Linked DNA regions of Homo sapiens: region 1 is linked to region 2. Evidence: chromatin contacts called from ENCODE Hi-C or POLR2A ChIA-PET data. All regions are on one chromosome and are shown on one strand. Each heading gives the region's core, a stretch centred on a gene start or an enhancer-like site at or near the end of the contact. The rest is flanking DNA. Distances are from core to core; before and after follow the strand shown. Region 1 holds the start of ZSCAN12 (zinc finger and SCAN domain containing 12). Region 2 holds the start of LINC02980 (long intergenic non-protein coding RNA 2980).

Region 1 (3,686 bases), core at 1,148-3,647, 2.4 Mb before region 2:
TACGGCTTCAGGTGAGATTTGAGCCCTGGCACGGTGTGAGGAGGGATCTCTCTCTCCCTTCTCCGCAGACGCCCTGAAAGAAGAATCTATAGGGCTGGCAGTAGGGGGCAAAGGGCACTCCAGAAATCTGTCCTAGGCTGTTTTTTAGCACCACACACTTCATGAGATATCTTAATCATTTTAACCATTACTGAAAGGTGGAAGGCTCCAAAATATGGATCTCAAGCTAACTCTCTTCTCATGACTCCTAGACCCACAAATCCCTAAACCAATCCATTAACAAATAGCAACATCTACAGTGTAATGCTTCCTAGGATTTCGAACTTAACATGGCCAAGCTGTGCTCATAAATTTCTTCTCAAAATGCTACTTGTCATTTAGTGTCCCCTGTCTTGGTGGAGGGACCACCATCCTCTGACGATACCAGGCTTTTTTTTTTTTTTTTTTTGGTTCTCTTATCCCCCACATAATCAATGATGAAGCCCTGATCCATTTTTCCTCCTGAGAATTTCTCAATTTCATCCCCTCATATTTGGCATTTTAAAAATCAGGCCTCTCCTGATCTCATTTAATCTTGTGTGTGTGTCACTTCATATTTTTGTCAAAGTATCTTTGAGATGGATTTCTAGAAGTGGTATTGCAGGAACAAAGGGTAAACTTACATATATAATTTTGCTGTATAGTATTATCTTTCATACCTATGGGTTGTACCATTTTGCATTCCCACTAGAATGTTAAGAGTTTCTCCTTCCTCATGAGTAGAGCATGCTGTCAAACTTTTGTACCATTGCCAATCTGATGACTAACGGTGCCTCAGTCAGCATAGTTTTTAATTTGTATGTTCATATTTTGAGTGAAGTTGAACATATTTACAGATGTTTGAGGGCTGCTAGCATTTCTTATTCTGTCAACTATTTATTTCTTTTGGCCATTTTCTCTATTGGGTTATTGGTTATTCTCAACTTTTAGGAGCTCTTTAGGTATTTGGAAAACTAGCCCTTGCCTGTGATATGTTGCAAGCCTTTTTCTTTCCTTATTTTTTTTTGACAAGCAATACATTTTATTTTCATGTAGCCAGATTTATTATTTTTATGGGTTTTAGATTTTGAGTCATATGGTTAGATAATGTTTCCCTATTCCCACGTGTTAGAATTATTATTCATGTTTTCTTCTAATACATGTATAGGTGGATTTTTTATATTTAGATCTCAGATCCATTTAGAATTTATCTCTATTGTGATGTGTGGTGGGAAATACAAATCCAGTTTTACCTTTGCCAAACGGTTATCATCCCAGCACAACTTCTAAGTTCTTCATTTCCCTGTTGATATGTGGTGTCACCTTCATCATTTACTCAATATCCTTACATACCTGGATCCATTTCTGGTCTATTCTTTCTCTCTGTTAATACACTAAAATTATATGGGTATGTTCCAGTATCTGATAAGGTTGACCCTCACCATTTTTCTTTTTCATGGGTTTCCTGGCTATTCTTATTTCCCCACATGAATTTTATAATCAGTTTATCTAATTCCAGAACAATATTTGTTGATATTTTTGTTGGAATACTACAGTTGCATACGTATTTAGGGAGGACTGACCTCTTTGAGTCTTTCCAAGAACCTCATATCGCTTTCTGTTTGTTTAAATGTATACTTGGCCTTTTAGGAATGTTTTAAAGCTTTCCCCATAGAAGTTTTGTTCATTTCTTGTTAAGTTTATTCCTAGTTTCACTTTTTTGCTGCTCTTGTAAATATGGTCTTCTCTTCCATTATATCTCGTAACTCGTTATCATTGATTATTCACATATATGAAGGTCGTTGATTTTAGTGTGTTAACTTTATATCTTGCTATTTTACTAAATTATCCTTTTTTTATAGTTTTTCCATTGAACCGGGTTTTCTGACATATAATCATACATCAGCACATAAAAGAGAACATCAAAAGAATCGTGGATGGCGAAAGAGCCGGCAGAAACCAGCCGGCTGGCCCTTGAGAAGTCTGTGTGGAAGAAGTCCCTTCGCCACCGCTAAGCGCGGATTTGGGAAGGTCCCCCGGAGAACATCCCTTTGAGGCATCTCTAACCTCAGAGACACAGAATCCCAAAGTGAATGGAGACGCAAGGGATTTCCCTGTCTTAAGATCAGTTCTACAAGCCTCGACCACCCATCGGGTCGGGGGAAGTGTGGACAATGGCTGGGTAAAGAAGAGGAGAAGATAAACCCGTTCCATTTACCAGCGGGCCTGAAAGCCATCAACCTTCCTCTCACGTAGACGCGCGGAAACACTACCGAGTTGAAAGCCCCTTTCGCTCCCTTCCTAGAGCGGCCGCGGAAGTGCGCCCCGCGCGGGCTGGTTCTTAGACCCCCCGTGGCCGCTTCCGGCCTTTGTGGGTCACTTTTGATGGGTTCCGGGTCCCAAAAGGGTTCGAGGCCTCTTGCCTTCGCTCCGTAGGAGGGAGTTCTCTTCTGGCCCTGGGGGCCGCAGGTGAGCGATGTTGTGCTCTGTACGCTGCGAGCAGGTGGGCGGGAGATTGCTGTATTCCAGCTGCTGGGCCCCTCAGGCCCTGGCCGGTGCAGAGTGGACCCCGGTCCTCCCAAACCCAGGCGGATCCGCGGGAAGCTCTCCCTCCCCAAAGTGCGTTGGGACATTAGGATGAGGGTTTGGCTCCCAGTCTCTGCAGCAATTCCAGGCTGTAAGGCCCATACCTTCCGCGTTTGCTTCGGGCTGTGTATCCTTGGGTTCAGCGCTTACCGACATTTCTGGACAGTGGTGGGTCACAGACGCTCGCCGGCGTCCTAGGGACCCTTTCCTGGGCCTTCCTCACTTCAGATTATAATCACAGACCACGAGGTTAGAGGGAAGCCTTAAAGAGTAACCTCTTCAGCCTTCTCACTTTATAAATGAAGAATGAGGAGCAGAAAGATTAAGTCCCTGAAGAAATAAATTTACATGACTGTAGCTTTTGTGATTTCATGGTTTCCACCAGACATCTGGACATTCAAAAGATAAAAGTAACTAATCAAGGATGTCCTAACCTTTTGTTATTATTATTTACTTGATCTAAATGTTAGTTTTATTCCATTTGTCTTTCATTTAGGACCAAATGAGAATAAGTTTACCAACAAGTCTTACTCTTAAGTCCTGAAACAACTTGGCACCTTTCCTCAGTCTTTCTCTTTAAATTAGTCTAATCTTTTTTTTTTTTTTTGAGACGGAGTCTCGCTCTGTCGCCCAGGCTGGAGTGCAGTGGCGCGATCTCGGCTCACTGCAAGCTCCGCCTCCCGGGTTCACGCCATTCCCCTGCCTCAGCCTCCTGAGTAGCTGGGACTACAGGCGCCCGCCGTCACGCCCGGCTAATTTTTTTTTTTTTTTTTTTTTTGTATTTTTAGTAGAGACGGGGTTTCACCATGTTAGCCAGGATGGTCTCGATCTCCTGACCTCGTGATCCGCCCGACTCGGCCTCCCAAAGTGCTGGGATTACAGGCGTGAGCCACTGTGCCCGGCCTAAATCGGTCTAATCTTAAGTCTTTTCTATCAGAGTATTTTTCTGAGTAAGTATTGTACATTAATCCGGAGGTCAGATTTCAAAGGTCATAGTTAAGTTCTCAGAATTTGCAGTTTTACTTTATGGTGGAGTTTGTATTAATAATGATGGCTTATTCTTCAGGACTGTCCAGGAATAC
Region 2 (3,978 bases), core at 733-3,232:
TCTTAAAATAGTTAAGCACAATAAAAATACTACAATCAACTCATTATATATGGAAATTAAAGGAGAAAAATAGTGGTATGATTAATTAAAATAAAAAGAAAACCTTCTAAATTTTATCTTAGCTCATAGTTGTAAAAGCTGCCATCCCTAACCAAGGCCACCCTTGACCCTTTCTCATGTTCCATCTTTCTGTTTGTTTCATAGTTTATGTCTCACCAAAATCTATCAGATAAACGTATTCATATGAAGATTTAAATATATTACATGTTAAGCCTTAGCGAATACTTCAATATCTAAAGAAGGTACAAACAAAACAAAAATCAACACTTAGTTATAAGAGATTACATACTCTCCAGGGAAGACCTGAAGACTAGCCCCTTTCTGGATCCCACTAGCCCCTCATCCCACTCCAAGCCCTCCCCTCCAATCCCATATGCACTGGGCATTCATACAAATAAGACCATCAGCTCTGGATATCTGTACTGATTGATGCTCCTGCTAACTACCTGAATGATTGCGATGTAAGGACAGCACTGCCTGAATCCTATTTATCTCTCGCTATGCCATAGCGGCCTTCCATGCTGATGGCGTGTTTGAGGATCCAGAGGGGTCTTTGGTTGGCAGGATTGTTTTATTTCCCCAAGAGGAGAGCCTTGATGCAAAAATAGGTGAAGAAATCAGTACAACAAAACAGAAAGCCTAGAAACTACTATGAACACAATAGAGCAGAAGTAGCCTTAAGAGTTGGTGGAGAAAGGATGGTCTATTCAATTACCTGGGCTGAGAAACTGGCTTTCATATGGAATAAAAATAAAATTATAGCTATACCCCATATCATACACAAAAGTTTCTACATCTAACAAAGACACAGATAGAAAATGTTTTAAAATTTTAGAAGAAAATAGTGCAGAATTTTAGTGCAGAATTTCTTAGACTAGATGCAAAAACAAAAATGATTAAAGTGGCCAGGCACGGTGGCTTATGCCTGTAATCTCAGCACTCTGGGAGGCCGAGGTAGGTGGATTAGTGGAGGTCATGATTTCGAGACCAGCCTGGACAACATAGTGAAACCCCATCTCTACTAAAATACAAAAATTGGTAGGGTGTGGTGGCTCACGCTTTTAATCCCAGCTACTTGGGAGTCTGAGGCAGGAGAATCACTTGAACCTGGGAGGCAGAGGTTGCAGTGAGGGGAGATGGCGCCACTGCACTCCAGCCTGAGCAACACAGCGAGACTCTGTCTCAAAAAAATCTAAAAATAAAAAGATTATTTTTAAAAGACTATTTTAAACAAAAAAAATCGTTTAAATGATATGACACACTACATCTAATATTTGGAAAAGTACTTCTTAATACTTTTAATAAAAAGAGGCGCTGAGAGCATACAACCTATCCTCAGAAGAGTGTTTGACCTCTAGGAGGGACGCAAGCGCGTTCTTCCTTCATTTTAACTGGTCATTTTCATTTATTTCAGGAACATCTGAAGTAAACACAGTCACACGTTAACCTTTAAAAATCTAGGAGGTGCGTACGCATAGTTCCATTACTTCAATTTTTGTACTTTTGCATTTTAAAATATCACAGGGAAGCTCGGTACAGCTTCAAGGCTAGGAGGGGTGGCTCTCTCTTAAGCCCTGTCCCCGCCAGCCCCAGACCTCTCGTCCCGCCCCCATTGCCCAGTCCCCACCCTCACTTCCCCATTTCCCCACTCCCGCGGTCTCTTAACGCACCTCGTTTTTCGTCCAGTGGACTCAGACCTGTAGTCTTCCACCAGGATCGGCTCCTTTCCCGGAGCTCTCGCTCTTAGAGGAAATTGAGAGAAGCATCAGCGGAGACCCATCTGTGGCTCTCCAGAGGGCGCGGCATTCAGACCCCAGATCCAGCTGTGAGAACGGACCCCAGGCTCACACCAGGCCTGCGGGAGGCGGCCCACCAGAGGCGCTAGAAAACAAGCCTCGCGGGGAGGCGCGCAGGGCGACTGCAAGCTGTAGGGGGCGCTGGCGCCCTCACAGGCCAGGGGCAGGGCCGGCGCTGCGGGCGGGGCTCCTGCGGCGTGAGGGGCGGCCCCAGGCCAGCAGCTGCGCCCTGGCTGGGAGCCGGGGAGCATTTGCTGCTCTGCTGGACCCTGAGTCTGGCGGCGGGCGGCCTCCTCTCCGCTCCCCGCCCGCCATCCCCCAACTCCCGATCTCTCTGCTGCGTCTGGCCTCAGGCTGAGACCCCAACGAATCATTCCCCGCATGGGAACATTTTATGATATAACTGAATTCAGTTTTATGTATAACTGAATTACGGATATGAGAATCTCAAATGAGGACGAATGGTTTTTACGCACAAAACATGAGACACAAATCTGTAAGAAATATAAAGTCGTGACCACGTCCTTTCAGAACTTTAACCTGTTTGCTGAAGTACGTCAGTAACAATGGCAGGGAAAGGGTATCTTAAATTTCACCACAGCCTCAAAGAGGCCATTTCGTGGATCCGCTGAGGCTTGGAGTCGGCCTTCTGACCACGAGTCCTGCGGCTATGAAAGAGGAAGCCGCGGTTCAGGGCGTCCTCGCGAGTCGTGCAGCCCGCCCTGCTCCAGCTGGGGACACCGGTGGTCACGGCGCTTTCCAGCTGCAGATCCAGGCGGCAGCCCAAGATTTGGTCCAGCCGCCAAGGGGTGGCTCGAGTGACTGACGGGCCTTGAACGCTCCCAGGACCCACATCTGGAGAGGGAGGTGGGGGTGGGGTGCTGAAGTCATTCTTGGGGCCCCTGGGGGCGGGCATGGACCTGGGTAAGGCCAGAGAAATTGACACCTCGTGACATCCCTGGAAGAGAAGTACGTTCAGTGTCACTCCAGAGCTGAAACCGCCTTCTGGCTGGTCCCTCCTCACCTACATACTTTTCTAATTTGTCTGGAGCAGGCCGGGCATCTGTATTATCTGGTTATTTAAATATCTGGTTATTTAAAAGCTCTCCATTAAATTCACATACACGAAAATAAAAATTAAAAAAAATTTTAAAAAAAAGAAACAAAAGCTCTCTAATGACCAAGTCCTACACGATAGTGAATAAATTTTTTTGTGTGGTCCCTAAAATTGAGTTCATGCCTTTTCTGAAGTAATAGACGCCCAGAGAAGGGATCGACTTACCCATCATGCCACAGAGATTAATTGGCCCCAGAATTCTTTAGCAGACCGTGTATATGAACGTCCTTTGCAATCATATAAATTAACTGGGAAAACCTCATTTAGTATGTTACATGCCTAGCGTTTTGTGCCTGAACACCTTACAAGAACCAGGGACTATTGCCCCAATATTATATTTCAGGAAAGGAAGGCCCAGACAAATGGTGTCACTGGTCCACTTTCACCCAGTTGGTAAATGAAACCAGAAATTATAGCTGTACCACAGAAAGGTGAAAACGTTTCTTTTATAATTTCACATACAATCTTTAATGGACCCAGTGTCCAACACATTAAAGCAAGTGCTCAGGAGTGACATCAAGATGTAAAAAATAGTCCTGTCCTCAGGGAGTTTAGGTCTTGGAGAAAAGAGACCCAAGGAGACACAAGACAAAGGGGAAAGAGAAGGAGCGCTGAAGACTGAGGACCCTGCCTGTGGACTGAAGTGAGGATGGGGACACCCGATGCCCGGAATATGACAGTTTGGAGGGGCCTGAAGGACTCTTCTATTCTCTATCAGAAAAACAGAATTACTCTCCTAACCAGAAAAGGTATTTCAATTTATATTTTCCATCACAGCACTTTTCTGGTGATAATTTAATGTGTTTTAAAAAATGTATCACAGTGATGGCCTGGTGTGAAATAAATAATAAAATTTTAAGAATTAAAAAATATAAAAATCTTTTATATAGACATTAGGAGTTACAAGGATAACTGTGAATTATAATTAGTAATTAAATTGAAATACTGATTATTTTCATTTTTATTTAATTATTTAATAAAACCTATTTAACATTTAATATTTAT

What was found. Hi-C counts contacts between places; a loop is a spot of excess contacts on that map. ChIA-PET counts read pairs that join two places held with the same protein, here RNA polymerase II (POLR2A). Pooled maps may share reads with other maps.
Region 1: a pooled map shows a loop between it and region 2 (9-fold over the local background). The contact joins the promoter of ZSCAN12 here to the promoter of LINC02980 in region 2. A Hi-C loop is called at or near these places in 2 of 50 pooled maps. POLR2A ChIA-PET finds 5 or more read pairs at or near these places in 2 of 52 experiments (GM10248 and H1).

The regions. Positions count from the first base shown.
Region 1 is chr6:28,398,458-28,402,143 of GRCh38, reverse strand. ZSCAN12 (zinc finger and SCAN domain containing 12) reads left to right here and starts at 2,397. Exons shown (of 4, transcript NM_001163391.2): 1 at 2,397-2,487; 2 at 3,671-3,686. LOC105374998 (a long non-coding RNA gene) reads right to left here and starts at 2,325. Exons shown (of 2, transcript XR_926659.2): 1 at 2,237-2,325. RefSeq lists an enhancer at 2,014-2,263 and a silencer at 3,275-3,344.
Region 2 is chr6:25,990,671-25,994,648 of GRCh38, reverse strand. LINC02980 (long intergenic non-protein coding RNA 2980) reads right to left here and starts at 1,982. Exons shown (of 3, transcript NR_186645.1): 1 at 1,731-1,982. TRIM38 (tripartite motif containing 38) reads right to left here. Exons shown (of 8, transcript NM_006355.5): 8 at 3,418-3,978. RefSeq lists an enhancer at 1,664-1,873 and a silencer at 1,864-2,173.